Regions from separate parts of the Mus musculus genome. Here regions 2, 3 and 4 are each linked to region 1. The links are chromatin loops, found by intact Hi-C in ENCODE. Cell type or tissue: heart. All regions are shown on one strand. Region 1 holds the start of Psma1 (proteasome subunit alpha 1). Region 2 holds the start of Calca (calcitonin/calcitonin-related polypeptide, alpha). Region 3 overlaps Pde3b (phosphodiesterase 3B, cGMP-inhibited). Region 4 holds the start of Pde3b (phosphodiesterase 3B, cGMP-inhibited).

Region 1 (8,000 bases):
AACAAAAAATGGTGAACAGAATGGACAAAACTCTGGGCCTTCACAGAGCCAAAGAGCTAGGGGGGATTTTGCTGATACACTGAAAAATGAGTCTGGGGTTTGGTCAAAGTCCATGGTTACTGAGATCTGAGGCAAAGTATTCCTCTGAGAGTGTTTCTTTGGATCATAATGTGCTATTGAAAAGGACCACATCAGGCAGGCGTGGTGGCGCACACCTTTAATCCCAGCACTCGGGAGGCAGAGGCAGGCGGATTTCTGAGTTCGAGGCCAGCCTGGTCTACAGAGGGAGTTCCAGGACAGCCAGGGCTACACAGAGAAACCCTGTTTCAAAAAAAACAGGACCACATCAAAGGACAAAAATATTCCATACAAAGAAGATGGCCACGGACCTGAAGTCCCTAGCGATGAGCTGATAGCCTGAAGGTACGTTTACCCATGTGTGCAAGGTTACCAGTGTGTTCTCACTGAAGCAAAGGGGGTCTCTGTAAAACCCGAGCGGTAACCAGGGTTAAGTTAACATCACTAGCTCAGGAATCAACCTTTAGTCACAGAACTGAAGCAGCTGACATTAAACCGTCTCCCTTCCTGTTTCACCTTTGAAGACAGCCTAGTTGGCCTGGACAGAGTGCACAGGGGAATACGCAGGTAGGGACATAATCACCCATTTGTTCAAGCTAGGGAAGCCAAGAAGCATCTCCTTTAATATTTTATCACCATGATGAATGTGTTAATTACTGGTCTCACATTAGTAATGGACTAGTTAGCCTCAGTCAATTTGTTGGCTTTTTTTTTTTTTAACTTGATAGACCAAAAATGTCATGAGATTTCTAAGATAGTTCATTCGAAAGCAGGGAAGAAGTCCACACTGGGTTTGTTTCCACCATGCAGAGGGAACAAACTCACTTGTATGTGGCACCAGCTCTGTCTCATTTCTTCAGCATATACAGATCACCACAGACATTTGCAAGTCCTCACGAAAAAAAAAAATTCAACTTTGCTTTTATTTAGAAGTTACTCTTATATGGTTGCCATTGGGCTGGAAAGACAGCTCAGCAGTTAAGAACATTGGCTGCTCTTCCAGAGAACTCAGGCTGTACTCCCAACACCCACATGGCAGCTTATAAACCTCTGTTAACTCCAGTAGAAAGGAAGCTGAAGCCCTCTCTGGCCTTCATCAACACTATATGCATATGGTACACATATGCATACATACATGCAAACGACCCACACATGAAAAATAAATAAAAATAAAATTATTTAAATAAAACTAAAAATCCTGACCTAGCTTACTAACATGGTTTGCTGAGCTGGCATTCCCACAAGATGTCTTTGTTGATCAATTTTTCAGCATCATTAGCCAAATCTTCAAAAACAGGTATAGAAGAACTAAAAATGTAACATGTGCTTTAGGACCTTAAGGAGAAACACAGAGACAGAGAGAGACAGAAAGAGAGTGCCAGAACGGCCTGCCTCTTCTCTTGGCCTGTAAGTGGAGCTTTGTGAATAAAGAAAGAATATCATATTATTTTCTGAGAAGATAGAAATCAAAAGGGCATTTTTAGGAATGATAGGTCCATTTTTAGTAGACTTTTCTTTTTTAAAAAGATTTATTATTTTTTATTTATATGAGTACACTGCAGCTGTCTTCAGACACACCAGAAAAGGGCATCAGATCCCATTACACATGGTTGTGAGCCACCATGTGGTTGTTGGGAATTGAACTCGGGACCTCTGAAAGAGCAGTCAGTGCTCTTAACTGCTGAACCATCTCTCCAGCCCTTCATTAGACTTTTCATTAATTTAATCAAGATTTAGTGAATACCATACGGTATCCCAAGCTCCCCAAGCTTTCTGCCAGATATGATGAATGCTTCAGTAAAAAATTTTAAAGTGAGCCAGTTGTGGTGGTACATACTTTTAGTCCTAGCACTCTGGAGACAGCTGGATTTCTAAGTTGGATGCTAGCCCAATCTATGCAGTAAGTACCAGACCAGACAAAGCTAAATAGTAGGATATTGTCTCAAAAGAAGATTTTAAGTTAAAACTTCCGATCTTCCCCTGCATAGTAGTGCACCCCTTTGTGCATACCATTAATCCCAGCACTCAGGAGGCAGAGGCAGGTAGATCTCTAAGTTTGAAGCCAGCCTGGTCTACAGAGCAAATTCCAGGACTGACAGGATTACACAGAGAAAAAATAAAACCAAAAATCCAAAAAAACTCACAAAACCAAAATTCCTATCCTTGACTGTTTATATGGTTTCCTGTTGTACATTTACAATAAACACAGACATACACACCAGCTTTTATGTGAGCCAGAATGAGGATTTTCTTTTCTTTGTTTCTAGAAAGATCTTTCCTTCGTAGGACCACAGTGGCATCATTATCATAACTACAAGCTAATGAGAAAACAACAAAAGCAAAATCAAGGGCAAATCATTAAGTAACTTCCTTAATCATTGGAGGAACAGTGAAGAAACACAAAAATATTATTACTAGTAATGAAAAGACAAAGCACACTCAAATTAGAGGATTTTTTTTTCTTTTTCTGCTCATCAGTTTGACAAGTTAGAAGGAATACACAATACCCATGGTGCTGCTGAAAGTATATACAAAGTGGCCTGTCAGTCACCACTGAATATAAGTTGATATTCCATCTTATAACTAACATATATTTATTGTAATTATAACTATCTTCCCTTTGACCTCACATGTTATAAATTCATCAAACACACAAAAGGTGTACACTAGAATAGTCATATTACTTTAATAACAGCAAAAACCTGCTAAGATCTCACCGATACTAGATTATTATATTTCCACATGATAGACTTCCATGCAACTACTAAAATTAATATAGGTCATTACCTACAGGCATGGTAAATTGGCTAAAACTTTTTAAGTGTATTAGTAAGAGACAGTTTAGTATAATCTTATCTTAAAACATGTATTTGTGTGAGGCACATGACTATAGAAAAGAATTGTGAAGATTTTTATAACATCTTCTAAAAGAAATCTCAAAAGTAGATGGGCTAATTTGGGTGCTTTAAACTATTTTATGTCTATGAGTATTTTCTCTGTATAGAAGTACAACATGTATCAAAAGATGGCCTAGTCGGCCATCACTGGAAAGAGAGGCCCATTGGACACGCAAACTTTATATGCCCCAGTACAGGGGAACGCCAGGGCCAAAAAGTGGGAGTGGGTGAGTAGGGGAGTGGGGGGGGGGGGGAGGGTATGGGGGCCTTTTGGGATAGCATTGGAAATGTAAATGAGGAAAATACCTAATAAAAAATATTTAAAAAAAAAAAAAGAAGTACAACATGTATGCACAAGCGTCACGGTAGCCGGAAGAGGTCCGATTCCCTAGAGTTGCAGAAGGTTGTAGACAGCACTCTGCAGTTCCACAACCATTTTTAAATGAGCATTTAATTTTCCCATTCATTCCAAATCCATTGTTCATTCAGCAATACAAATTATGTACCTAATATGTGCTAGGCACCGTGCTGGTGCTGCGAAAACAAAACAGCACTATCTATCAATTTAAAGTCAGAAATTTTTAAAAATAACAAGAGCCAGTGTTGGTGAATTTAAAGAACAAAGCAATCTAATTAACTGTTGAGAGCATATAAACGAGGGAGGGAGGGTGCAAACCCAGAGAGAGATGAGAAAAAGAAAAGCAAAAAGCATGATGGTTCAGAGGATTGCTATATTAGCTGCCAAGCTGTGAACCTGAGTTCAATCCCAGAATCCACGTGGCGCAAGGAGAGAACCACCAACTTCAAGTTGTCTTCAGACTCCCAAAAAAGGGTATGCAGGGACACAGACACACACACAAAACAAATGTAAAAACAAAAAATGTACATATATATACAGACATGAAAATATTTAGAATGTGATACTAATTACTGTGAACATAGACATTTAAATGATGTGTTACTCCGCCATCAAAGTTCAGATCCTTAAAGATCCTTACCTGACTCTGGGTACACGTTATTCAACAGAATTAGCAGTCTTGATTTCATTTGGGGATTAAACCAAAACATACTCTTTTAAAACTCGTAAGAAAACTCGCACCTTCCCCCTAGTGGCCTAATCTACCAGATACGGTATTTGGTTGTGGACAGCAGAAGATCAAGTGCCAGGACAGAAACCAGGTCCTACAATAGCAACTAATGATCATAAGTATCACGATCATGCGAGACCATGGAGCCTTTAAGGATGGGCTCTCCAAGTACTCAAGCATCTCAGGCCAGGAATATGAACACACACACACACACACACACACACACACACACTTGTTTTTTTTTTTTTTTTTTCTGCAGCCTCTTTCAGACACGCTGTTTCCCAAACCTCTCTGTGCACTGTGACAGATCTATGAGGGACCACCGCACCATCCCGAGCTAGGTGGCGACGTTCAACTGAGAGGACCGAGAGTTGGCGGGAATCTGCAATCCACTTGGGGATTAAAAAAAAAAAAAGCAAGGAAACTCTGGGCGTGACGTGAAGCCACGCCCCCCGCTTTCTCTGCGCATTGGCTTTCCCACCCCGGAGCTTCCTGCCAATCCCACGTTCTCAGCTTTCGCAGGCCCCGCCCACTTAAGGCTGGAGGGCGGGGCAGCGTTAGACGCCGATCCGTGGCTCTGGGATAGATTGCACTTCCTGCGTCGCCGCCGTCAAGACTCCGCAGGCTTCTTTGACGATCACCGAACCGTAGTTGGGGCCGTGTTCCTGTGTCCGCTGCTGGGTCAGGTTGTCGCTGCGCCGGAGCTATGGTGTGTTGAGCCCCGAGTCCTCGAAGGGTTTGGGGCTGAGGTACACTGACGTGGTCGGGGATCGGCCTCTGTTCCCTGGGGCGTGGGGCGGTGGGAGAGGGAGCTTACCTCACGGACAGTCTCCTACAGTGATTCAGCATCTGCGGCCTGGCCGGCGGGAAACGATCAGTAACCTGGGCGGCCTTTCGCTCAGCTTCTCCACCTTACGTGGGGTCCAGGCGCTCTCCCTCGCCCAGCCAGAGGCCCTCCCCTCTCAATTTACTTAGGTGGCCGATTTCAAGATGCCCTATGGTCCTTTGTCATCTGCATAGGAGGAAGGCTATAGGAATGGAGGGGTGCACCTGGCATCGCCTGCGCAGACCTGAGCCTGCAGTCAGGTCTTTAGACCAAATTCATCTTCCTTGTGGGTCTGTCTTAATCTGTCTCATTAGAATGCCGTCGGGAAAGACTCCATACAGTCACTTTGTTCTAAAAGGGGAAGTAATGGATTCAGGTTTACAGCACAGGGCCCTGAGCTGCTTCTGTGGAGTCTGCCATGCGAACTCTTGCCTTTTTTGCCATTATGAGTATTCTCCTAAGAGCCGATACACTTGCTTTAGTAATGACATTATGGCTGTAGTGGGTCTGCCACGGTAGCAATTTGTGCCCACCTCTTTACTGAGGATTTGTGTATATGTTAATTCATCCAGTGACAGGGTGCAGGTAGAGAGCTCAAAGTTAAACCAAACATAACTTTATTCATACTATAAAGATAAAAAAGGTATGTTGGAAGGTGTTATGGTACACGAGTTTAATCCCAGCACTTAGGAAGCAGAGAGGCAGAATTCTGTGAGTTTGAGGCAAGCCTAAGTCAAAGTTCCAGGACATCCATAGTGTAGAGACCGACACCAAAAAAAAAAAAAAAAAAAAAAAAAAGGAAGGAAGAAAAGAAGAAAAAAATATGTATAGTTGGTCATGATAGCAGACACCTGTAATCTGAGCACTTGGTAGGTTGAGACAGGACTTCAAGATCATTTTCCCAGGTATATAGGAAAAAGCCAGACTGGGCTTCATGAAACCTGTATCTCAAAGCTCTGCTGGAATATTGTGCTGAGAATTTTCAGAGAAAAGAAGAAACCTTCAAGCTCTGTTGGAATATTGTGCTGAGAATTTTCGGAGAAAAGAAGAAACCTTCAAAGATAGACATTTGAGTCAATGTACAGAAAAGGCCTTTGCCAGATTATTAGAGCCCTGTGTAGAGAACAGTATGAGCAAAGTGGAGGGAAAGTTGGTGTGTGCATTCTTTAGCACTTGACTACCCAAGGGGAGTGCTGTGGAGAATGGCAGGATATAGAGTTAGGGAGAACCTAGTCCATTCATCCCAACAGCTCCAGCATGGTTAAGGGACCTTGTTAAGGTAGAATTGCATTGCAAACTGAGTGCTGTAATAATGTCTCAAGAAAGCTGCACTAGGAGAGAGGCTGTAACAATTGAAACACATGTCTTAATGTTAAAATTTGAACTTTGTAATGTTCTCATTTAATCTTTCTTCCACTTTCAGTTTCGAAACCAGTATGACAATGATGTCACTGTTTGGAGCCCTCAGGTAAAAAATGTTTTATGCCATATCAATGAAGTGACTTTTCATGGCTGAAGTAGGTTCAGGGACCTATGAGATTGTAAACTGGGCTTGGTGGTACACATCTTAATCTTCATTGGTCTGCCGTTGGCTGAAGCCATAGGATCATGGAGTCAGTGGGCAATTTGAGCAGCTTAGTAGAACTCCTTAAAAGAAAAGGAAACAAAGCTTGTGAGATTATAGGCTGTGACCTTCAAGTTAGAATTAAAATTCGTTTATTGGTTTTAAAACGTGAAAAAAAATGTTTGTCTTTAGGGCAGGATTCATCAAATTGAATATGCAATGGAAGCTGTTAAGCAAGGTTCAGCAACAGTTGGTCTAAAATCAAAAACGCACGCAGTGCTGGTTGCACTGAAGGTGAGTGAAATATAACCCTGTCTTCTTCCTCAGGAACAGAACTATCAAATGTAGATTCCACTGATAAACAGTGAACCTCTGAACTAAAATACCATATTGTGTCTATTTAGAGAGCACAGTCAGAGCTTGCCGCTCACCAGAAGAAAATTCTCCATGTTGACAACCATATTGGTATCTCAATTGCGGGTCTAACTGCTGATGCCAGACTGTTATGGTATGTATGATGATGAAAAATGAAACATCCATTTTGATTCTTAATAGACTATTTTTCTAAAAAAAGAAATACCTAAATAAGATATAGGAAGTCATCTCCCAGAATATTGTAATTTTTAATTGTTTATTTTATTTGTGTGCATGTTTTGCCTGTCTGTATGTCTGTGCACTAGAGTGTGCCTGGTTTCCTCAGAAGCCAGAAGAAGACATTAGATTCCCCCAGTATTGGGGTAACAGAAGATTGTGAGGTTCTATGTGGATACTGGAATTGAAACTGGGTTCTCTGGAAGAACAGCTAAGCTATCTATCTCTCCAGTCCCCAGAATATTAAAATTTGTACTATTGTAAATACCTTAGTGGGTTTGAGTATGAAACTAAGTATTTCTATTTCTTAATTTTTATAGTGCTATTAAAATGATTTTGAAAGTCCCTTAAAGTGATACTTGCTGACATGTATATTGTCTCAAGCCCTTCATGCCTAAGAGCTGGGCACTCTTCTGTTGAAGGATGACCTAAACCATTCTAGTTTTCTTCATAATGTCAATATTTAGTATATATAAGCCGGGTAGTGGTGGCTCACGCCTTTAATTCCAACACTTGGGAAGCAGAGGCAGGTGGATTTCTGAGTTTGAGGCCAGCCTGGTCTACAGAGTGAATTCCAGGACAGCCAGGGCTACACAGAGAAACCCTGCCTCGAAAAACAAAAACAAAAACAAAAAAATATTTAGTATACATTTGTGTTCATAAAGTTCAGGAGCATATAATTGTATGCAGTTATAGATCTTGTCTGCAGAGAGCTTAAACCATATTTTATTTGTAAAACAAGGTGGGAAACAGAGCAACAGGTACATTTCCGTAGCTGTCTGAGGAGGCAGGTACTTCCTGTTGGGAAATAGCACATGAGTGAAGTGACAGGACTTTGGGGTCACACTAGTTAACTTCTCACTCATCGCTTAGTATCTGAGACTGAGCTAGTCCCCTGACATGTAAACCACTTAACACAGCTTTCAGAAAGAGGGACAGGACTGAAAGTGGCCAGT
Region 2 (8,000 bases), 360 kb before region 1:
AAAAAATCCCAAAGATCTGCCCAGGCAGAGGTCTAACCACCCCAACTCTCTGTAAACGCAGGTTGCTGGAAGCAGGACAGTTTTTAATTTCGAGCCAGGAAGACTCTTACTTCATTGTCTTGTTTCTGGAAACATTATCAAGGAAATGGGAAAACTGAGGCAGAAGACTTTCTGCTCCTAAATTTGGAAGGGTGGGAGGAGGTGGTTTAACTGAGCCCTACAGTTTGGGAGCTATTTGGAGGCACTGAGCACTAAATTTGAAAGTTGATTTGCATTTGTTTGACATTGGCTGATAGCCTACTGGGGTGCAGGGTAAGGTTGTAGTTGTTAAAGAAAGGAACTACACCCTCCCCAACCCCTGAGCCGTGCTTCTGGGCACTTCCTACAAAATCAAAGAAAAACCTGCATTTCTCTTCCTAGAGACCCACTCTTCCAACCCTTTCAATTATTCAACTTCTGCAGATGACAGAGGTGCCCTCTGGATGTGATGGCTTACAGCTACAGGTTTCATGGTGTGGAATCAGGGTTGGCTCAGAGGTCTGAAGGAACACTCCACAGCCTAGGAGCAGAGCTCAAACCCACCCAGTGACACTGCCAGAAAACCAGTGCTCAACACTGCACGGGTTAAAGCCAGGAGTTTTTTCCTTAGGAAATGCTTATAGGAATCCATTTGTTTAAAAAATGATTTCTGGATCCCATATATTAGACATCTTTGCAGTTGAAAGAAGAAACAAATTCCCCAGGTGCACTTGGCACCTGAGCACACACAAAAAGCAGATTTTGTGCATCAGTCCCAAGTGGCAATGACCCAGTGGCTCACCACTGTCATCTCAGCCCTCGCCAACTTGTCTCCAACTTGTCTCATAATTGCTCACGAAAATTTAGTCCAGGTCTCAGAACTAAACTGCTGGAAGCCCAGGAAGGCCACTTCTGGGTGTCTGCCTCCAGGGATTCCTGTGCCTGGGAATCCTAAATCCAGTGGCGATAAAATTCTTCCAGCTCTGGTTTCCAGCCTGGCACTGCCTGGCCAAGCCCATTCTCCCAGCCCTGGATGGGTCTTGTTGCTGCTCTGAGAGCAGACCCTGTGGAGAGGGATTCCTGGCACTCCTTTCCTCACATTTTTATACCTTAAAACTTCTGAGATGCCCCAGAAGTTAAGCTGGAAAGTCATTGATGGCATCCTAGAAGTTAAGTGTTCCATCATTCTGCTTTGAGGGACACATCTGGGATGTTGGTAGGACCGACAACTCGGGTTCCATGGCTCATGCCATTCAAGTCTTCTTGGAAGCTAATTTCTGCTCTGTTTAGAGAAATATGAAGCTTGCTTGGGTGTCCCCCCCCCCATGGTCCCCAGATTCTCCAATGTGTTCAACACACTGGCTAGGTCTGGACTGGCTGCTGCATGTAGCACCGCACACTCAGACCTCACCAACTGCAGAAACATGAAGCTTCTTTGTCCCCAGACAGCAAATGCCCCAGTTAGGACCTCCACCCTTGTCGGTGTTCCTGGAGCTCACTGCTCAGACAAAATGAGTGTCCAAATCAGGGGAGTGGTTGTGAGAGGGATCAAGTCAAACTAATCTGATGTGAGATGGAGATCCAAGAGCAAACATCCTGTGGGAATGTGGCATGGACTGCAGGAGGGACGTGAAGGCAGGCTTCAGACAATTTGAGAACCACTAAGGATGCTTCTGTGGGCCACAGAGACTGCTGAGTGGCTGTGCTTTCTGGAGAGGATGCCTTTTTGGAAAGAGCGGAGAGTCTCTGTGCCAGGAGAAGTGTGACTGGGAGCAAGTGTGAGGTTTAGGATGGGCAGCATCTCCGCAGCACTGTCAAGCCTGCCTGCTCTTTAGCTCTTCAGCTCAGGGATCTAAGGGTGGGGGTGAGAGGGCCTCCCACTCCACCCCCGGATCAAATACAACTGGAACATCTTGGCAAACAGCAGCAGGAAGCAAAAGGACAGCTGTGCAAATCCTTAGGCAGGCAGGCAGCCTAATGAGAAGTGATAGATAGCCAGGCAGGAGGAGAAAAAGATCTACAATGGAGACTTTGGAGGCATCTGGTTCTTCTTTGTACTTTCCCCACTACCCCTTCGTACCCCCTACCCCAAGCAGGACCCAGCTAAATACAACCCCTTCTCACACATGTGAGTGTGTTATCCAGCGCATTAGGAATGCCAAGCTGAATACAGATGATTCACACTGGAGAAAGAGAGATTTTATAGCCCAGAAAACACCAAGGTTTCTTTCTACAAGCAGGCCCTTCAAAGGGGGACTATGATACCCACTGAAAAGTTTAATATGTTGAGGTTTCATGCAGGCTTTGGGGGTCTTTTGGGGGGTGTCAGATTTTTGAGGATTTTTTTTTTCATTTTTCATTTTACCTGTGGCCACATAACCCCAAATGAGGCAGCTGCCACAAGCCTCGGGTCTAACTGAGTCCTTGTGTGCAGTACCAACACCTCTGACTATCTGCCTAAACCTGTGTGCCACGCTGCCAGAACTAGCCTTGCAGATCAAGAATTCATCCCTCAGGTGCACTAAACTATTCTAGATTAGGCACGGACTTAGGTGGGGGTGGGGGTACGATTAGAATCAGACATGCAGCAAGGAGTGCTTGAGATACTGGACTCTACTCTCCAAGATTCTGAGATTGGAGTCAGGAATATTCAAAGTCAAGAAGGAAAGAAGAGATGAAATTTATCTTGATGTCAAAAGGCCCTCCAAATTCCCGCTAATTTTAAGGGTGGCTCTCACTGATCCGTATCATCTCCCCCACTTCCACCAATGACCTCAATTTAAATTCAAATGGTGTCATCTTGCTAGATGCTCTGAGTTCTGGAAGCACAGAGGTGACGCAATCTGTCTGGGGCATGGGGCCCTTCCACCTATTGGCTGCCTGGAGCCCCGAGACCCCTCCCGACTCACCACGGCGGGAATAAGAGCAGCTGCAGGCGCTGGGAGGCACAGGAGCCACTGCCAGGATCAAGAGTCACCGCTTCGCAAGCACTGCCTGGCTCCATCAGGATCCCCGCAGGCTCAGCTCCAAGGCACCGCTCACCAGGTGAGCCCTAAAATTCCTGTTCAGGTGTGTAGTTCTACTTTTCTCTTCCTCTCCCTCTTCTCTCCCGCTCTCGCTGTTAGTCCTTGGTTTGTCTTTCCTGACAATCCCAGTCCCCGTTAGTCATTAGTCCTAGCGTGGTTCGTGTTAGATCCCGATCCAGATAGGTCCCTACAGAACTGGTCCGCAGAGCCTTCCTTCAGTTTCGCTGGAGCGCAGGCTCCAGTCTCACGTTTCTCTCTCTCTGTACACCTGATCCACCAATCTTGGGACGCTGAGCTCCTAGGCTTCACGCGCGCAGTCGGGCGTAGCTCTTCTTAGATGGTGCTTTCAGTATTCTCGTTTCCTGAGAAATTGGTCCTGAGTCCGAGCCTAGGGCCAATATGTAGCGAACAAGAGTCAGTTGCCGCAATTGCAAACCCCGATTTGGGACCCTGGGATTAACAGAGAAGTGTTTTCCACCTCAACTTTAGATTGGTTCTTGTAGGCAACTGAGTTGCCAGAGGGTGGAGCAGCTGAGCAGTGCAGCCGTCAGTTTCTCAGATTTCAAGGCAGAAAGATTCCCTCTCCATAGACTTTCTTTCTCACATTCTTAGGTGTCTGTAAAAAAACTCACAAAGAGAAGACAACTCTACACTTCCCTGTGGAGACAGATGTAGAGACAGGAGACACCTGGGATTCGTAGAATCCTTGAGACTGATCTCACCACCACCACTCCTTTACCACCACCACCACCACCACCACCACCACCCCCGACCCCCCGCACCCTCCCCCTCCTCCATCTTTAGGGCTAAGATTCTTTCCAAACCGTATAGGCTACATGCACACTGGACAATGAGGGAACAAAGATGATGAGAAATGTGGTTATCAGTATGAAGCCAAAATGTCGGGGAGTCACAGGCATAAGCACACAGAAAGCCAGGTCCATGGGCTTATAGAACCTTGAACTGATATAAATAAACAAATGAATAAATAGACATTCTTCTCTTGCAGGAAGGCATCATGGGCTTCCTGAAGTTCTCCCCTTTCCTGGTTGTCAGCATCTTGCTCCTGTACCAGGCATGCAGCCTCCAGGCAGTGCCTTTGAGGTACGTGTAAAGACAGGAGTCCTAGTGTCCTGGGACTGGCCAACTTCCTGTTAACCACAGAGTACCGAATGTTTAAAACCCAACTATCTGGTGGAAAAATATATACATGTACATAGACACACATGTAAGTTCACTATAAGCTTAAATTTCAAGTAGCCCTTTAACTAACAAAATGCTTTCACCACTTCCCCCCCATATTTAGTATCAAGAGTTAAACCTTTTTGTTCAATTCATTCCTTATGAGACATGAATTTTACTCTAATCTGCTAACTTGCCAATAAATATTACTGACTCTAATTTATAATCTGTTAATCTATTTCTCATCTACTTTACAAACTGTATTTATTAAAATGAGCCCCCAATTCAGATTCAACAGTAATTATTTTGTCATTCAATTTGCCTGCACTTATCATTTAACTTGCAAAATTCCTAAACTTATGAGGACGCTGACTCAAGCCTCTAGTGTAAGCGGCAGGCAGGGAATCAGAGACGGTGCTAGACTTGCTTCCTCTCCACAGGTCAATCTTGGAAAGCAGCCCAGGCATGGCCACTCTCAGTGAAGAAGAAGTTCGCCTGCTGGCTGCACTGGTGCAGGACTATATGCAGATGAAAGCCAGGGAGCTGGAGCAGGAGGAAGAGCAGGAGGCTGAGGGCTCTAGGTAAGGCCCCTTACCCTGCCTAGCCCATCCACAGGAAGGCGGAATCCAGAAGGTAGGAGAGAGCGCACTGTCCGCCTGGCTGCTGTTTAGCAGGACACGAGGCTCAGCTACTCTCAGGCTGAAAGAAGACAGAAGTCATCGGGTGAGACTGTAGTTAAATCACACTTAAAAAAATTTATTTCTGAAAGCACTTAAGAGAAGGCTAGGAATAACTGTAGAAATCAGTCTGCTAACATTGGGGAGACTTCCTGCAATAGTATGAGCGAAGACTGGTAAAGCCTAAAGTCTGCAGAGATGGCATTGTGGCCACAGGGCCAAGGAGAGCACCCCTCCCTATCCTTGCCTGCCTGTGTGCCCCCAGCTTAGAAACAGACCAACCCTGGTCTGGCTCCTGCATTACCCAAGGAAAAGCATGTGTTACCCTACAACCATCCCGAGAAACACCCTGCCAAGCATGAAAGATTAAAGAGCACATGGAATGTCAGAAAAGTCACCCTTCTCCTCTGCCCTTCCCCACATTCTTCTGGCCTACCACACCCCAAGCCTTCCCGATAGTGTATGTGTGAACCAACCTCCTACCAGCCCCGTCCCAGCTTCTAATCCTGTGACTGATTTAACCTGCAGACTGCCCACAGGGTCAGCCCTGGTGCATGGCACTGCCTCGCATGTCTTTTCCCTGCAGCTTGGACAGCCCCAGATCTAAGCGGTGTGGGAATCTGAGTACCTGCATGCTGGGCACGTACACACAAGACCTCAACAAGTTTCACACCTTCCCCCAAACTTCAATTGGGGTTGAAGCACCTGGCAAGAAAAGGGATGTGGCCAAGGACTTGGAGACAAACCACCAATCCCATTTTGGCAACTAAGCTCCTTCTCTCCTTTCTAGTTTCCTTCTTGCTTTCTTCCTATAACTTGATGCATGTAGTTCCTCTCTGGTTGCTCTCCAGGCTATTACTGGTTGCTTTCCTGAGGCAAAGAATGGTATCTGAAATCCCCAGTGGGTGAGGAGAAAGTCCCACAGGCTAAAAGAGAATCACCCAGGAAGATGGCAGAGAGCAAGGGCACACTCAGGAAGATGGCAGAGAGCAAGGGCAGTCATCTGGCTTCCTAGTAGAGCTTCTAGTCTTGCTTCTGGAAGTGTTGGTTGTTTGGGAAATAAAACTATTTTTTAAAAAGATTTGAACCATGGTGGTCATTGATCTAGCCCACATCTCAGACTTCATGGAGTTCAGGACCTGTGGTTAGAAGTAGTTTTTAGCCCTAAGGTTAATCAGTCGTAGTTTGGTGAGCGATGGCCATGACTCAGCTCAAGCAGTAAGAAGAGCGGCGACAAGGAACAGGTAAACACTGCTGGGACTGGATGCTCCAAACTCTGTCTTCCTTCAGGTAAGACTGGGGTGCTTTCACTTTACTAAGAAGGGCCACTTGTGTCTGACTGGGACAAGAGTCCTTGTGAATGGGCTCGGAGGTGGCATCAAAGTTTACTCTAGACTTATAAAGCCTTGCTTATTTGTATTTATATGGGCATGGTTGGCAGTTACAGCCCTGTGTTCCGTGGCCAGTAAACCCAAACCCATTTGGGTTTTTGAATACCGCTGGGAATGTCTAAGGAAAGTGATCACAGCATTTCCCCTAATGGCCTTGTGATTGTCTGTTCTGATAACCATGTTTGGGAGAAACACTTAAAGCTAATTGGTGCTTCTGAGAGCAGCAATATTCCCATCATAGTCCCATGAGGCAGACACCTCCCCAGCCTCAATGACAGCCTCTCTCTCTCTCTCTCTCTCTCTCTCTCTCTCTCTCTCTCTCTCTCTCTCTCTCTCTCTCTCTCCCCCATCCCCCTCCCACTGCCCCATCCTGAATATCAGTGTCACTGCTCAGAAGAGATCCTGCAACACTGCCACCTGTGTGACCCATCGGCTGGCAGGTCTGCTGAGCAGATCAGGAGGTGTGGTGAAGGACAACTTTGTTCCCACCAATGTGGGCTCTGAAGCCTTCGGCCGCCGCCGCAGGGACCTTCAGGCCTGAACAGATAACAGCCCCAGAATGAAGGTGACTTCCTTGTACAACTGGTAGGAAAATGAATGTCCACATATCTCAGGGATAGAAGACATACTCTGAAGGTCACTTGGCCTATGAATCAGATCCCATCTTACAGTTTTTTTTTAAACCTTCCCCTAGCCTTTCCTTCTCCCTGCCTGCCTACCCTGCCTTTCTGCTCTCTTCTGTGATGCTGTGCTCTAGGGCCAAGAGATACAGAACCCATATATTCATCACTCTAATTGTGACCATTCTACCATATGGGTTTGAAAGCCAATGACATTATCCTAGTAGTATACACTACAATGTAAGAGAAGCCATAAGTTTAAGGACTGAATTGGTTCACTACTGGATATATAACCATTGGATGGTCATTTAACTCTCACTGAGTCTCAATTTTTCCACTTTATAAACTAGGGACATCAACAGAACCTATCTCTTAATATTAACAGAAAACTAAATGGAATAATGTCAAGAGCTTGACAATTAATACCTAAACTTTGTTCTTTTTTTTTCTCCTAGGTTACACAATAAAGATAAACTCTAATTCTATTCATGTATAATTAAAGTTATGTATAAGAAAGGCTGATGAAAGACACATATATTTGCATCCTTCTTAGTATTGAAAAACCCTTCTCCCTTTGACAGGAGCTAAAGCTAAGTGCAGAATAAGTTGCCTATTGTGCATCGTGTTGTATGTGACTCTGTATCCAATAAACATGACAGCATGGTTCTGGCTTATCTGGTAGCAAATATGGTCCCCATAAACCATCCTGTTGATGTTGATGACTCTGCTAAACCTCAAGGGGATATGAAACACTGCCTCTTGCTCTTCTGGGGACACATGGTAATGTTGTGACTCAATGGAACCATATGCTTAAAGAACTCTTAATATTGTCACTTGTGAATGTAATCAAAATTAAAAACAAATGTATTTTCAATATCCTCAAGTGGAGTCTTTGCTGTTACTTATACTGTGTTTCACAAGAGAGCTTTTGGGGGTCTGTGAGCACTTTGCTGAAGCAAAGGCATTGCTGTCTTAGAAGCTGAGTCTCTGGTTAACCTCGTCCATTTATTAAAATGCTGTGTGTGTCAAAGAAGACAATGCACATTTATTTCCAGAGAGTGACCCGGTTGCCAACCATAGAGGGTA
Region 3 (8,000 bases), 220 kb before region 1:
GTATAAAGAACACATGGAAATATATTATGGAGAAACTCCAGCTTCTATATACTAGAAAAATTATATTTGGCATTTTAGGTATATGTCTATTTAAAGGAGACACATATCATAAAAACAATTAAATTTTTGGCTAAGTTTCTAAATCTAAAAAATATGAGTCTGTTTCAATATGTTACCTGAATCCAGAGAATCTGTGCACATCAAAAACACTTCTCAAGTGAAGATGAAATTTTATCTAGATCGTATTTTAATTTCTGAGGCAGCACTTAAGATAAAAATGAGTTGAATTTAATATGTCAAACATTTTTTTAAAGATTTATTTATTATTATACATAAGTACACTGTAGCTGTCTTCAGACGCTGCCAGAAGAGGGCATCAGATCTCATTACCAGTGGTTGTGAACCACCATGTGGTTGCTGGGATTTGAACTCAGGACCTTCAGAAGAGCAGTCAGTGCTCCTACCCACTGACCCATCTTGCCAGCCGATGTCAAACATTTTTAACTGAAAATATATTGCCATACTGCAAATGTGAACAGTAAAAACAAAAACTTAAACCCAACTAGGTATTTCCAAGACAATAATTCCTTCCTATGGCAAGGAAACCTGTCTTAGCTCATTTCCCCTTTCTTATTTCACACTGGCCTGTATCATACTTTCCTTAAAAAAAAAAAAAAAAAAAGGAGGAGGGGAGGGGAGGGGAGGGGAGGGGAGGGGAGAGACCTTTAAGAAGGACATAAATAGAGCTGGGCTGGTGGTGCACGCCTTTAATCCCAGCACTTAGGGAACAGAGGCAGGTGGATTTCTGAGTTCAAGGCCAGCATGGTCTACAAAGTGAGTTCCAGGACAGCCAGGACTACACAGAGAAACCCTGTCTCGAAAACCAAAAAAAAAAAAAAAAAAAAAAAAAAAAAAAAAAAAAAAAAATTCCTTAAAGAATTACAGGAAAACACAACCAAACAGGCAAAAGAAACGAACAAAACCATCCAGGATCTAAAACTGGAACTAGAAACAATAAAGAAATCACAAAGGGAGACAACCCTGGAGTTAGAAAACCTAGGAAAGTGATCAGGAGTTATAGATGCAAACATCACCAACAATACAAGAGATAGAAGAGAGAATCTCGGGTGCAGAAGATACCATAGAAAACATTGACACAACAGTCAAAAAATGCAAATAGTAAAAAGCTCCTAACCCAAAACATCCATGAAATCCATGACACAATGAGAAGACCAAACCTAAGGATAATAGGTATAGAAGAGAATGAAGATTCCCAACTTAAAGAGCGAGTAAATATCTTCAACAAAATTATAGAAGAAAACTTCCCTAACCTAAAAAAAGAGATACCTATGAACATACAAGAAGCCTACAGAACTCCAAATAGACTGGACCAGAAAAGAAATTCCTCCTGTCACATAATAATCAAAACAAATGCACTAAACAAAGAAAGAATATTAAAAGCAGTAAGGGAAAAAAGTCAAATAACATATAAAGGCAGAACTATCAGAATTACACCAGACTTCTCACAGAGAGTATGAAAGCTAGAAGATCCTGGGCAGATGTCATATAGACCTAAGAGAACACAAATGCCAGTCCAGGCTACTATACCCAAAAAACTCTCAATAACCATAGATGAAGAAAACAAGATATCCCATGACAAAACCAAATTTACACAATATCTTTCCACAAATCCAGCCCTACAAAGGAAAATAGATGGAAAACACAGACACAAGGGGTGAAACTGCACCCTAGAAAAAGCAAGAAAGTAATCTTTCAACAAACCCACACAAACATAATTCCACCTCTAACAACAAAAATAACAGTAACAATCACTTTTCCTTAATGTCTCTTAATATGAAAATTAATATTACCAACATATCCTAATCAATTGAAATTCAAAAATATGAGGAATTAGAAATTTGTTGGCTATCATCCAGCCTCTCTAATTTGTTAATTGGAGAAACAGATCCAATATTGTACAATCCATATACACTTTCTGCTTGTTTGTACATGTCAGGGTCTTGCTGTGTGCCATATAATGGTCTTGAAAGCATGCTTCTCCTATCTCAGCCTCTTTATTAGTAGGATTGTTTCTTTGATGTTTTTACCCTATACTGTGGTTTTCAGAACAGCTAACATATTTCAAAGTTATTTATACAGCCAAAGAAATATAGACAATTAATTTGGGAGGTGGCTTGTAAGAGAACAATAAAGAGTGAAACTGAATGTTTTGCTTATAATTACTGTACCAATTTTGAAGAAAAGGACCTTATAAGTTACTCTTTTTCTGAGATGAATACTTTTCAAAATCATTCACAGCTAACGAACCAGAATCTTACCCTCACCTAATGTCTGTGCCACCCTCTAAGCAGAAACACTGTTCATTGAAACAGTTGATGAATGACTTTATGGATAGACCATCTTAATACACACACCATTTCTTAAATGAATGTAACCTGTTCCCAGTGGGCTGAGAATGATACAATCACTCAAGTCAAGTAGCTTTGACCATTGCAGGAAATCTGTATCCAAATAATCATGTCTACAATTCATCCCTTGGCGCAGCAGAACTGTCAACTCTTAGCTTAGCTACTATGGAGGTAAAATCCTTTGGTGATGTGAGGGACACTGAAGTACAGCCTTACTACAATGAATTCCAATGTCTAAAAATTATTCTTACTTTGAGTTTGTACCACAGTAAGAGCCAAGATTTTAAAGCTCTACTAAAAATAAAATAAAACAAAACAAACCAACAAACAAAAAAGTAGAGTGTACTTTATATTTCAATTAAATTATGTTCCTGTGTTCTCATCAAAAGCAAAAACTGCCAACGTGTCGAGTATTGAGGAGTTTCACAGTAAGTTCTCCACAATATAATTTTTTTCAGGGAGAAATAACCCTGAAAACCCTCCAGCAAGATTTGTCCTATTTTTAGAGACTTAGAACACTGAATTTCAACATATAGTCTTCAAAGTTGTCAAAGGCTCACACTAGGCAACAAGGAAGGTGGTTTTGTTTTGTTTTGTTGTCAATCTTGCAATATGTTTTATACAAATAAATGTGAATTTAAGCCGGGCGGTGGTGGCACACGCCTTTAATCCCAGCACTTGGGAGGCAGAGGCAGGCAGATTTCTGAGTTTGAGGCCAGCCTGGTCTACAAAGTGAGTTCCAGGACAGCCAGGGCTATACAGAGAAACCCTGTCTCAGAAAAAAAAAAAAAAAAAAGTGAATTTAATGTAGTTAGTGGTATAGGAAATTCAATTAAAATGAATAAAAATTAATTATTCTTGATGATATAAAGCTATAAAATACTTTTAAATAAATTAGAGAAAAAGCTATCATGTTTACATTCAAGGCAAAATTTTTGCAGCTTCTCATTCTTCTGTACTATAAATTATTCATACTTGATTCTACTGTTCTATACATTAAAAGTTTTATGAGAAAGGAATTATTTTGATCAAACACAACAAAATTCAAGTTAACAAACCATAAAAGAATGTGGAAAATATAATTATCTGAGAATATTTCACATATAAATCTTAACAGTTTAACATATGAACAGCTATGTATCAATCCTGCCATCTACTGTCTCAAATGTGTAATTTTACACAGTTCAAACTAAATAAAGTTTAGCTTGACTCCTGCTCAGTTGTAAGATAGTGTGGCCTAACATGGAATTTCCATTCATTACAATTCTACTAACCCAGATAAATGACTGAAAAGAAGGTTCTATCCGTCATTCATGGCTTTCAGAATAAGAACTGAGTCCTCTGTTATTGGGGAAATGTTACTTATTAATATTCATAAATTTTTAGTTCCTGTATTTTCCCAGCCTCACAGTTAAATTAATTGTGATTTCTGATTTAGCAGTTTTCGTTTCAAGCCAGTTCTCAAGGGATTATATAATATGTATGTGGAAACAGGATTTGGAACATTTTTGCCACCTTAAACTAGCAACTATGATGATAAGTCTGAAGAACATAATTTGTCCTTTCCAAGTCAGTAACTGGCATACTACACAATCGATTAGTGACTGCTTCCATAAATTTGAAAGATGCGCCACCATTGACAGTAGAAAGTGTGCCTAGCATGTGGCAGTGCTCTAGGTTGGATCCTCTGCAGTAGAGATCAGAAGGGTCCAGGATGCTAAATTGATTTTAGTTGCCCTAGGCCAGTGGTTCTCAACCTGCGGATCACGACCCTCTAGGAGTCAAATGACCATTTCACAGAGGTCACCTAAGACCATCAGAAAACAGATTTTAACACTATTATTCATAACAGTAGCAAAATTATAGTTATAAAGTAACAACAAAAATAATGTTATGATTGGGGGGTCACAACATGAGGAACTGCATTAAAGGGTCACTGTATTAGGAAAGCTGAGAACTATTGAGAACTGAAGCCAACTCATGGATATGGTTTTTAAAGGCTCCAACATCCTCTCTACCCAGCTGACCTAAGCTTTGATAACTTGTTACCTTCTTTTTAATAGTTTCTTGATTATAACTATTATTGATAAAGTAGGCTACACAGGTTCAACAAAAACAAGATGTAACCCAAAACTGTCTGTCTCTACCATGCATCTGAAAACCCACATAAAAACAGAAAAGGTAGAAACCCCATTCCAAAGAAAACTCCAACCATTTCTGGGATTCCCTGATGTTTCTTTTCTATGGAATAATACTTTGAGCAATACTTCTCTCACGTTAAAACTTGCCCTTCAAGTTATCTATAGTGCCACTCTCTCTTTAGAAGCCTGCATCACCCCTAGAGTTGTATTTCTCTAGCCTTATAGTTAACTTCCAACACTTTATCTCATTCCATTGTTTTCACTGACTGACACGAGAACTAAAACACTAGCTAGAGTCTGAATATAGTCTTTATATTTGGGGCCTTCTCAGACTTTACCACCTTTAAGAATTACTGCCTACACTGTCCTAAACATACTGCAACAGTTCTTTCTTGATTTTAAAACTACTTCAAACCTTGTCCAAAAAGAGGGGATGCTTTACACTGAAAAGGTTCTCAGAGTTTTACCTTGAAACACTGAGTTCTTGGTAAGACCTCTTACCACTGCTGCGATCCCACCTTGAACAGTGCTCATTAGTCAGCAACGATGAGGCTCCAGAGCTCCTCCTCAGCTGTGGAGTTGGGAAACTGGTTCTGCCACTCAATCCCTGTCAAATAATTTTAAAACAGCTAAATTATCATCCTTTAATATGTTGCATATAGTGGCACATCACAAATAATATAATATGTACAGGTAAAACAAACTTCACTTTGAAAATCTTCCAACTTTCTACTTCCACTTCCAATTTCCACATTTGACATTGTTAACTATTTATTCTTAATCAAAAGCTCCTGAACTCTTATGACAAACTACACTTTTTTCATTTTTACATTTTATTCATAGTTTCAAGAGTGAAAAAAATCAGAGCTTAAAAAATGGTCGTGGACAGGAGCCTGATAAAGCTGTCTCCTATGAGGCTCTGCCAGTGCCTGGCAAATACAGACGTGGATGCTCACAGTCATCTATAGGATGGAACACAGGGTCCCCAATGAAGGAGCCAGAGAAAGTACCCAGGAAGCTGAAGGGGTCTGAAGCCCCATAGAAGGAACATCAATATGAACTAACTAGTACCTTCAGAGCTCCTTGCAACTAAACCACCAATCAAAGAAAATACATGGTGGAACTTGTGGCTCTAGCTATATTTGTAGCAGAGGATGACCTAGTGGGTCATCAATGGGAAGAGAGGCCCTTGGTCCTGTGAAGGCTCCATGCCCTATGCCATAGGGGAATGCCAGGACCAGGAATGGGAGTGGGTGGGTTGGGGAGCAGGGGGAAGGGGAGAGGATAGGGGATTTTTGGAGGGGAAACTAGGAAAGGGAATAACATTTGAAATGTAAATAAAGAAAATATCTAATAAAAAAGGAAAAAACGATTTAAACTAAAACAAACAAAAAAAAAAACCAAAAAACAAAAAACAAAAAACCAAACCAAACCAAAAATGGTCCTGGAAGACTGACACTAAAAATTCACTTCAGAGAGCAAGGTAGGGTCCAGGGTAGTTGCCACTTTTTATGTGTTTAGCAAAAGGTAAATAAGTGATCAGTAATGTGGAAAAGCTCCAGGTTCTCAGTTACCTTTAAAATTAATTATCAAATTAAGTGCAGAACATCTTAAACGTTATTTTACTATAACTTTTTGAGTAAATTCTCAATTGACCTAAACATTCAGTTAAAGGGAATACTTTTCTTAAGCTATTATAAATAAATGTGCCCATGACATACATCTAATATAATGTCTGCTTTATACATTTCCCCCACAAAAGATACTACAGCAATATCAGAAAGGTAAATACTGTATTTATGTTTTCACAAGAACACTGATTTTGTAGAAGTTCGCAGTAAGATAGATGTACAAACCTTTGCTTACTTTGACTTAGGTTTAAATAGGCTTTCTTAGTTTGTAACATATGTTTAAAAACAAAACAAAACAAAACAAAACAAAAGAATGTTTCTACTGAATTATCTGTCCCCTGTTGCCTGCCTTTGGATCCCCCTGCTGGGCATACTGGTACCCCTAGGAGACTTCCCCTTCTCTGAGAAGCAGAGGAGTACTGGAGAGATGGACTAGGGGGAGTGGGACTGGGAGGAGGAGGGCTTCGATCAGGATATAAAGTGAATAAATAAATTAATAAAAAGAGAATCATTTGTCTCTATCCCCTTTTCTTTTACTATTTTTTTTCACAAATTCTGAGACTTTTTTCTGATAAATCTTTGTTTATAAGCTTTTCCAAAATCAGAGACAAATTAGATATGAAATTCTAATAAGCAGTTTAAAGAACACAAAGAAAAGGCAAAATTGTTACTTCCTTGTTTTTAAATGAATTACATCAGCAGATTCCAGCACTCTAAATAATGTAATTATCTACAAAGCCTAGGAAATGAGTTATTTAGACATTCTGCTTAATTAATATTGCGTTTAAAATGTTTTTTTAAATATACAAGAAAACTTTTCTACACACTAAGGTAAAGCTCTCAATGGGTCTTTTCTGACTAGAATATTATTGTTTTCTTGTTTAAAGTTTTGGGGCAAAGTCTTAGCATGTAACCCAGTGCTCAGTCCCCACCTCCCCAGTGCTGCAGTTACAGGAGGACGCCGCTACACCCGCTAATGATCACAATTTTCAAGAATTACTCTCTTCAAAAATCACTACCTTAGACTAATAAATGTCAGTGGGAAAGGAAAAGGAAAAAGAAAACTCATGACTAGCTTGAGAATTGGTGCTTGTAATTATGTGGTGTACTAAAAAGTCACATAAATCAATACCAGTGTGAAATGAACTCTAGTGAATATGGGCACTACTTGCTAGATTTTATGAAAGTAGAAGCATCGATTAACTATCTATGACCCAGATGATCAATAGTTTTAAAGTCTGTAACTGTCCTTGCTTTATTTTTCAACATTTATAAACCCAAATATTGAGACCTGACAAAATCAAATTAACTCAAAAATTCCATATTTTCCTTTTCTAGGTTCTGTATAAACTAGCACAATTTTAAAAAATAAGTTATTTGAATTTTATATTTCCTTGGTTAGTTCTAAACAACTGAACTACAGTAATCCTTAAAATATTTTTAGCTTTAAAGCTGTATAATTTTAGATATTGGCGAGGTGTCACAATTCAACAATAGATAACAGCACAATAAACAAGCATAATGTGTACCAAGTTAATATATTCTATATGTATTAATTTCTAAAGTAAATCTTATTTTTAAGTACCAAGACAAAATTAATTCCATATCTAATTATGGAAAAACCTATGTTCCCTGAGCTATAAAAATGCCAGGAAGTAAAGACAATCAGGGTTTTGAATCTGTAAAAATCATTAAGTAATAGTAATACAAATCATTAAGTAATATTATTATAATGGCCATTTGCTCTTGGTTCAACCAATGTAATTACAGGACTCTATAAATGAAAAGAGATTAATGAT
Region 4 (8,000 bases), 140 kb before region 1:
ATTAAAATAAAACTTTTTAAAATTATTCATTTGTGAATCCATATACCTTTATTTCTATACTATGGGAAGCATAAAATTGCTGAATGAAATTAATTTAGAATCAGTAGGTATTATAGAATTCAACTACAGGTACACAGACACAGAGGTCACTGATATGTCCAAAGTTAAACAGGTAGGCCAAGAGCTGATCCTTTAACCGCTCTGCCTCTGAACCCAGACCATTTTCTCTTATGTCAAGTTTCACCTAAAGTCTTGTCACTTTCTGAAACAAGAAAAATGTTTTTACAATTATCATATACAACACTTCAACAATTAGAAAGCCATTTAATCTTCTATTTCCATAAAAGTACTGATTTCTTAACTTTCTAACATAATACATATCCTTTCTAACATAATACAAATCCTCTATGTTATGTTTATGCATAAACAAAAAATTCTTGTACTATAATCTTTGCTGGGTTAAAAATATCTTTATCTAGAAATGCCCAAATGGTATCATTTCAGAGCACTGACCAGTATAAACAACCATGTGCACACCTCTGAACTATTAGCACATTCTTTAAGATGCTCAAATGTTTCTAACTGAAGAGTAGAATCTGAGTAAGGGTCTTCTACTCTAAGAAAATATGCTGTCTTTACAAACATAAATTGTATTTTCTTCCAATACAAATAATAACTGACATTACCTGGAAATAATACTGCCCTGAAGGCTAGGCAAAAACTGCTTCAACAGCAAGAAAACCACACTAGGAAAAGAAGACTACAATTTTTCAATTTACAATAGAACAGACCTAACTGTTCATAACTAACCAATAGACTGCAACCAAAATATTTTAAACTATACTATTTCCCTGAAAGCCCTCAACAAAATAGCAAAATTATGCTAAAGGACTCTTCCAATGTTAAAAGTGCAATCTAGTCACATAAAAGTCAAATTTATTCCAATCTATGAAAATAGCTGATACCAGCTGATAGCCAATTTTCTATCAACAAGTTTTTACTTGATAAACATTTTCTAAATATTACCCCTTATTGCTTGTAGTAAACTGAGAAAACAAAAGGTATAACTGGTTTGTTTATTTTTCCTAGCATCTAGCCAAAAAATAACAGAGCCTAAGAGTGGCCTATAAAGCAAAGCAAAGTGGTACATTCAGGACTAGGAGACAGGAAGACCCCTCAGGGGAAGACCCCTCAGGTCAAGACCCACCCAAGATAGTCAGACAAGAATATACAGCAAGACACTGTCTCAAAACAGAAAAGGAAACAGCAGGAAAATGTTGCTTGTGCTATATACAGATCCGTGTTTAGTAGGCCATAAAAATCAATGTAGCGACTCACAGATTATTTTGAAGGGAACACAAGAGATGAGAGACCAGTGCCTCAAAAGTGTTAAGGACAAGAAACTTTTGTTTCCTGTCTTCTGGGTCACAGTATGAAAAAATATCTCTAATCAGCAAAATCTTACTCCTAAGGATATACAGTCCTCCATAAAGTTCCTACAGTTACCCTCTAAGTTGCAGAGAACACACCTCTGAGAACTGACAAATCTAATCAGACCCTAACACTAACACTTTTTTAGCCCTAGTTCTTCTGTCTGCCTGAACACATGTCTGTCTAATCCAATGTTAATGTTACCCAACCAAACACAGTTCTTGGAAAGATCTGACACAATAAATGTAAAGGGTTTGCCCTCGGTAAATGCTCAATAGAGCAGCTATACTTAAAGGATCTCTTGGTAGTATAGACCAGGTGGATCTCCCAACGCAATACAAATACAAGTTCATCCCCTCGTGATGATTTCAAATGCCTTTAAAAACAAAATATGAAAGCCTATGGGGGTTGGGGGAGGAAATGTTTTGGCCATCTTTCCACACATTACTAAGTTTAAAGGTTAAATTGCTAAAACTTTCTCCTAATTATGCAAGAAATACAAAGCCCAAATAACAAAGCCCATGAGTTAGTCTGTAGTCTGTAAAAAACAGTTTTAATTGTATTAGTATAGACTGCTGTCTATTAATCTAAACCAAGTCTAAATTCCAAGGCTCATTTCTGTTCTTTGAACTATGAAAACACTCATTTGTCCTCCCACATCACCACTTGCAATGAGCCCGAACTGTCAAAAAAAAATCTGCATACACACTTTTATTCTAAAGGCAGCTTGTCAACTCCGGGCAAGCATCCTCATGTTAATAGCAAACGGATAAACTGTACCCAAATGCTATATGTAGGAGCTTAGTGTGTCCAAAGTGGAAGCAGTGAAATCTACTAAACCTCAAGTCGGTCACCTCATTCTTGAAAACTCTCCTCCTATGTAGAAGCTAAGTCAGAGAGTGAATGATTTCATTCTCACTCACTGGGAAAAAGCCACTCACTGGCTTCTGCGTTTTTTGACGAGCCCCTCATACTGGGGCAGCCTTTCCAGCGCAGACCACAGGTTGCTGCCCCTTGCTTTCCTCTGAGCGAGCCCACGCGCTTTCGCAGCTGCGCTCCTGCGCCGGGGACACGCAAGCGGTCCACCCGCGCTCCGCTTTCTCCTCCACCCCGCGCTCCTCTTCCCAGACCATGCCCGCCCAAGAACCCTACCTGTTCTCGGGAAATACAAGGCAACGACGGTCTCCTGAACATCTTGCCACTGCCATAGTAACCGGCTGCGCTTTCTCCCAGCGACACGCAGCTGGACCTCCTCCGGGGTCTGATCACAGGCACTTTTTCCTCCGCGGTACTCGCCGAGCGCGGCGGAGGGGAGGCTCCCCGGACGTGAAAGAAGTGGTCCAAGCCCAGGGCTAGCAGGCATCCCGCGCCCCCGACCAGGCACGACAGCAGAGGCCTGAGCGCGGGCGGCAGAGCCCCGAGGCCGGAGAAGGACACCCACCACACCAGGCCGGCGAAGAGCAGCACCAGGACGCCGTGCCGCAGCCTCACGCGGGGCGCGAGCGTCAGCAGCCCCACGCAGCTCAGCACCAGGCAGAGCCGGCCCGCCGCCGCCGGCTCCCCACGCAGCCACGACCACCACTGCCACGCCGCGAAGTCGCCCAGGTAGCAGCAGGCGGGCAGCGCCAGCAGCCACCAGGAGCCGGCGCCGCGGCCCGGGCCGCGCTGCGCGCGCGTCAGGAAACAGGTGAGGAAGAAGAAGGCACAGGCGATGCTGAAGAGCGGGCTGAGGCTGAGCGAGCAGGCGCTCAGCAGCGTCCGGAGCCCGGCTGCCGCGGCCGCCCAGCGCTCGGGCCTCGCGCCCAGCAGCGCGGCCAGGACAAAGGCGGCCAGGACGCCGAGCGAGAGGCGTGCCCCGGCGCGGAGCGAGGCCGCCGGCGGCTCCACGTTGCAGAAGCGGCAGAGGTGGAAGAAGAAGCTGCGCGGAGGGTCCTGCCGCAGCGGGCTCACGCAGCTCTTCACGTAGCCGTTGCGCAGGCTCTCGGGGGGCGAGGCGGCCGAGGCTGGCGGCGGCGGCGGGGACCTCATGGCTGGCGCGTCCCGCTCGCGCTCGTCTTTCCTCATGGCCCCGGGCCGCCGGGGGGCCGCTGGCGCTTGCCGACCCCGCGCCGCCCTCCGCGTTCTGGGCGCCCCGAGCTTCGCAGAGCGGTCACGGCTGCGCCCGCCGCCGCCACCGGCCGGGATCCCCGGCGCGCGGGCTGAGGGGCGGCGGCGTCCGCCTCATGCCGGCCACTGAGAGCGGCGAGAAGGGCTTCTTGGTGTCCCGGGACCGCCGCGGACGCCTCTTCCCTTTTCCCTCAAGCGCGGCTCGGGACGGGAGACGGCGGCGTCGCCTCCCAGCTCCCGCGCGCTGCAACAGTTACCTCACGGCCGCAGCCTGGTCCGTTGGGCGCGCGATCGGGCGCTCCTCCCCCGCGGCTGCCCCTGCCGGGCGCGCGCCCCGCCGGCGGCCCCGCGCGCTCCCGTAGCTCGGCCGGTCGCCACTGGGGCGGCCGCGGCCCGCGTCAGGATGCGCATCCGGGACCCCGCGGGGGAGCGCGCGCCCACGGCCCGGCTGGTCGCTCCAGTGAGACAGCCGTCGCGTCAGGCTGCCAGACTTGGACCCCTCGGGGAGCGCGCGCGGGCCACCGAGAGCTCCACTGCTGAAGTCGGAACCCCTACCCCCCGGACTGCCACAGAGCGGCGAGCTCTTTGGCAGATGGGAGGGACTGATCACAGTCCTGAGACGCCCCGAAGCACAGTCCCCTTTGAGGTAAGTCACATACAAGACCCACTCAGGTCACTGCGAGGTCTTGGGGAGACATGGACCCCAAGGGCAGTGCCTAGTGAGGTGAGAGCTCATGGTGTGCCCTCAGACTGTGAATGGAGACATGAAGCTGGAGGCTCAGCCAACACTGAGGCCAGACCAGAATGAAGAAACTCAACACTGTCAGTCACATCTGGCTTCCAGGGCAAGGGAGATTTGGGGCCCAGCAGCAGGCCTTGAATCCCTTCAGGGGCTCAAGGGAGGAGGACCCCTGGAGAGTGCACTCTGATAGCGAGCACGTCTTGCTGAAGAACCCTTTTCAGTGAGGCTAAGAACTAATATCCAGTCCTGTGATTAGCATCCTTGCCAGACATGCACTGTTTCACATAGACCTGCTGTCCCAAAGGTTCTTTCCAAGTGAGAGACTTGTTCTGTGCAACGGTGTGTTTTGTGGGGTGTGTTCTTTGGGGAAAGGAGGGAAGGGAGTCCCACAGTCCTAATACCACTATCAACTTGAATGGGGTTGGCCTTGAAAGAAGCCAATTATGTTTTCTGTGAAAGACCTGTGAAACTGGTACACTAGGAAAGACAAAAGTAGAAGTGATATTAGCAAAGACAGACGTAAAGGTTGGAGAAAAGAACTTTGCTGAATGAAAGGGATTGCCCTGGAATCCAACCAGTCATAACTGCCTTAGAAAGTGTAAACTGTTTCCCTCCACTGAAACTCCCTTCAACCTCATGACAGGCCTGCTTTTCTTAAAAAGCTAATTCCACATTTTTCCAGGGAGATGAGAAACCTTACTGTGTGGTAAATCCCACAAACAGACCTATTTTTCACCAATTAATCTAAGCCCATAGCCATGACCTAAAGCAGACCATTTTCATATATAGTCATAATTCACACACATAATAGAAATCACTGAAGAATTAACACAAGAATTTGACAAATGTGGGAAAAGACCAGAATTTCCTTGGCTTTTTTATGTGTTAGATAAAGAAAAAATATTTAATGGAGTGTTCAAATGGTTACCCAAATGTCCTAAATGATAAAAATTCACTGAATCTTTTTTTCCACTAGACATGAAAAGAGGAAACTCATTTTAGCTAAACTCAACAAGTATCTTTTAAATCCTGTACATAAAATCATCACAGACCACACACCCCCCAAACACACACACAGAATCAATTGAAGACTAAATAGGAAACTTGACCTACATATTTTGAGTTCATATAGAAGGGCATGACAAAACAAGCATCACCATTACTAAAATACCATTTTAGGTCATTGTTTTAAAATAAAAACTTATAAAACAAGTTAAAGTTATTGTATTGTTATTTTTAAATCTGAGCTTGTCATCTGAGATAAAATAGACATGTTAATGAAAAGATTAGTGGGCTAGACTATTAGTGGTTTTAAAAAGCTACAGTGTCTGTATGCCAAAACCATAGAGGTATCTTTAGGATTCATTTTTCAAATTGATACAAGCAACTTTTGAATTATTTGTGCACCCCCACAAAGTAACCAAAATTTCATTGTTCATAAATGAAGAGGACTGTACAAAGGATTATTGCCTGGAAAATAGAATTCAAAGCCACTTTTATAAATCTGCTTTGCTTAGCAGTTCTTTAAACATCTTTTAGCTGTTGTCAAGATTTTTGTAGGTCTAAAAGTCTGACTTTCTCAAAAGCCCATAGACAGAACACATCCCTCTGTACACCAACCCAGGGCCTGAGGATTCTGAAATAAAATGTAAGGATTGTGACAAGACAATCAGAAGTTTACTTAACAAAAAGAATGAGCTAGCTATGTTTATAATAACTCCCTTCTCTATTTATAGTCTCTGTCAAAGATTACTAGGCTGCATTTCTTAGAGGGCAAATTAATTATTCTTCTACCAAACTTAAACAACTAATAGATTTCCTTAGTTCTCATCTTCAAGTTCAAGAACATATGACTGTTATATGTTGTGACAGAGACCTAATATATACACTTAACTTCTCTTAGCACTCTATCCCAGCCTTATTTTACCCAAGTTGGCCTTGATTCTTGTCTCTATCTTCCCTTTTAAGTTTAATCAATGGCATGGAATCCTGGTGCTTACTGCTCATTCTGAAGCAATGCATCCCCCTACCATATTATATTTTTTTAATAACGGGGTCTTTGTCAAGTTCCAAATACCCAGAGTTGCCACTTGTAGTTTAATCAAAGGGTAAGAATTCTGTTCTGTATCCCTTAAGGGAGAACCTATACGAATAAGCCACTAATATTTCCATTAAGTCTGGAGGAACCCGTCCTGCTCTTTTCATTCTCAGGGCCTAAAACTTACCCTAAAAACTAATTAAGTGCCTAAGAACACTTTTATCATTGACAGATGTTATCTCACTACAAGCCATTGTTTCCCTTATAGCACCATTTAAAATATCCCAGCACTAGGGTCTATCCAACTGTTAAAATACCTTCTGCATCTGAACTCTCTGGTGCTAGTCATTGATGCATCAAAAATGGTTCTTAGTAAAGCCAAAAGACAAAGAGATCTCATGCTTAGTCTCAACCATTTTCCCTCTCATCATACCTTCTAGTAACTCATTCCCCACCCTTTTGACTTGTATTTTCAACTGTTTGGGGGAGGTAGGATTTTTTTCCTAACTCTTAAATCCAGAAGTAAAGAAAATCCATTTCTAGAGCAATATTCTCAGAAATTTCTTTCAAAAATCACATTGTTTTCAACGAATCTTGGCTGCTGAACCTATGCTTCCTTACAATTATGGAACCTTGTAAGTAGAAGAAAATAGGACATAAAACTAAGCAAGGCATGGGACTCTCATCTTTATTCTCAAACAGAAGACAACTGAGAATCTGACAGCTAAGAGAAGTCAGGCATGGTGGTACATGAAAGTTATCCTAGCATTCAGGAGGCTGAGGCAAGAGTTCTAGGGCAACCTAGGCTATATGGGAAGACCCTAATGCAAAACACCAAAAGAAGGGAAAGGAAGGAGGAAAGTGGGAGGAATGGGAAAACAGGAGAGAAGGAGAGAAGGAGAGAAGAAATTATGAAATGTTTAAGAGGCCTTGCAAAGAGAATATTTGAAAATCATAGTTGAAAGTGATAACATACAGTAGGAACAGTATTAAAAACCCGACACAATTGCTGATGCCAAGAAGTGCTTACTGGCAAAGTCTCCCCCCAAAAGCTCCCAGGGACTAAACTACCAACCAAAGAGTATATATGAAGGATCCATGGCTCCAGCTGTTATTAGACGCGTTCTCACGACCGGCCAGGAAAGACGCAACAGACCAGAATCTTCTGCGGCAAAACTTTATTGCTTACATCTTCAGGAGCAGGAGTGTAAGAAGCAAGAGAGCAAGAAGCAAGAGAGCAAGAAGCAAGAGAGGGAGAAAACGAAACCCCGTCCCTTTTTAAGGAGAATTCTCCTTCGCCTCGGACGTGTCACTCCTTGATTGGCTGCAGCCCATCGGCCGAGTTGACGTCACGGGGAAGGCAGAGCACAAGTAGTCATAAGATACCCTTGGCACATGCGCAGATTATTTGTTTACCACTTAGAACACAGCTGTCGGCGCCATCTTGTAACGGCGAATGTGGGGGCGGCTCCCAACATCTCCCCCTTTCCTTTTAATAAGAGCAAATAGGCCACCCATATTAATGAGAGTGGAGATAGAGGTCAAATCCCCAGTGTGTAGGTAAAGGAGCCATGTACAGGATTAGCTCTTAGGCTCACAGGCTTTTACCCAGAGCAACCCTGACCTGCTCCCGTGTCGTTTTGCCTGGGGGAAGGGAACTAGGACACTGAACCTTCATGAAAG

What was found. Peaks named below come from ENCODE experiments on the same cell type or tissue, not always from the same donor. Only the 100,000 strongest peaks of a DNase experiment are listed, where the experiment ranks them.
Region 2: a loop joins it to region 1, with 11 times the contacts of the local background. A loop is called at or near these places in 9 of 42 quality-filtered maps.
Region 3: it touches region 1 in a loop (2.9-fold over the local background); 22 of 42 quality-filtered maps call a loop at or near these places.
Region 4: it touches region 1 in a loop (4-fold over the local background); 19 of 42 quality-filtered maps call a loop at or near these places.

What each region holds. Positions count from the first base shown.
Region 1 is chr7:114,272,773-114,280,772 of GRCm38, reverse strand. Psma1 (proteasome subunit alpha 1) reads left to right here and starts at 4,657. Exons shown (of 10, transcript NM_011965.2): 1 at 4,657-4,772; 2 at 6,313-6,357; 3 at 6,646-6,747; 4 at 6,858-6,961. The coding sequence starts at 4,770. In heart, a CTCF peak has its summit at 4,091 (motif pointing left); a DNase peak (open chromatin) is centred at 4,632; H3K4me3 peaks cover 2,418 bases; H3K27ac peaks cover 1,790 bases.
Region 2 is chr7:114,631,275-114,639,274 of GRCm38, reverse strand. It overlaps Calca (calcitonin/calcitonin-related polypeptide, alpha), which reads left to right and starts at 2,918. Exons shown (of 5, transcript NM_001033954.3): 1 at 2,918-3,063; 2 at 4,054-4,148; 3 at 4,667-4,807; 4 at 6,676-6,859; 5 at 7,370-7,797. The coding sequence starts at 4,063. The coding sequence ends at 6,835. In heart, a CTCF peak has its summit at 3,557 (motif pointing right); no DNase peak of the experiment used is centred here; H3K4me3 peaks cover 1,315 bases; H3K27me3 peaks cover 3,236 bases.
Region 3 is chr7:114,495,089-114,503,088 of GRCm38, reverse strand. It overlaps Pde3b (phosphodiesterase 3B, cGMP-inhibited), which reads right to left. Exons shown (of 16, transcript NM_011055.2): 4 at 5,038-5,177. Among named protein-coding and RNA genes, the nearest start is that of Cyp2r1, 64 kb to the left of the region's middle. In heart, CTCF peaks have their summits at 3,579 (motif pointing left) and 6,570 (motif pointing left); no DNase peak of the experiment used is centred here.
Region 4 is chr7:114,411,046-114,419,045 of GRCm38, reverse strand. Pde3b (phosphodiesterase 3B, cGMP-inhibited) reads right to left here and starts at 3,792. Exons shown (of 16, transcript NM_011055.2): 1 at 2,584-3,792. The coding sequence starts at 3,495. 4933406I18Rik (RIKEN cDNA 4933406I18 gene) reads left to right here and starts at 3,885. Exons shown (of 4, transcript NR_029437.1): 1 at 3,885-4,183. In heart, no CTCF peak of the experiment used is centred here; DNase peaks (open chromatin) are centred at 2,845 and 3,855; H3K4me3 peaks cover 3,500 bases; H3K27ac peaks cover 2,312 bases.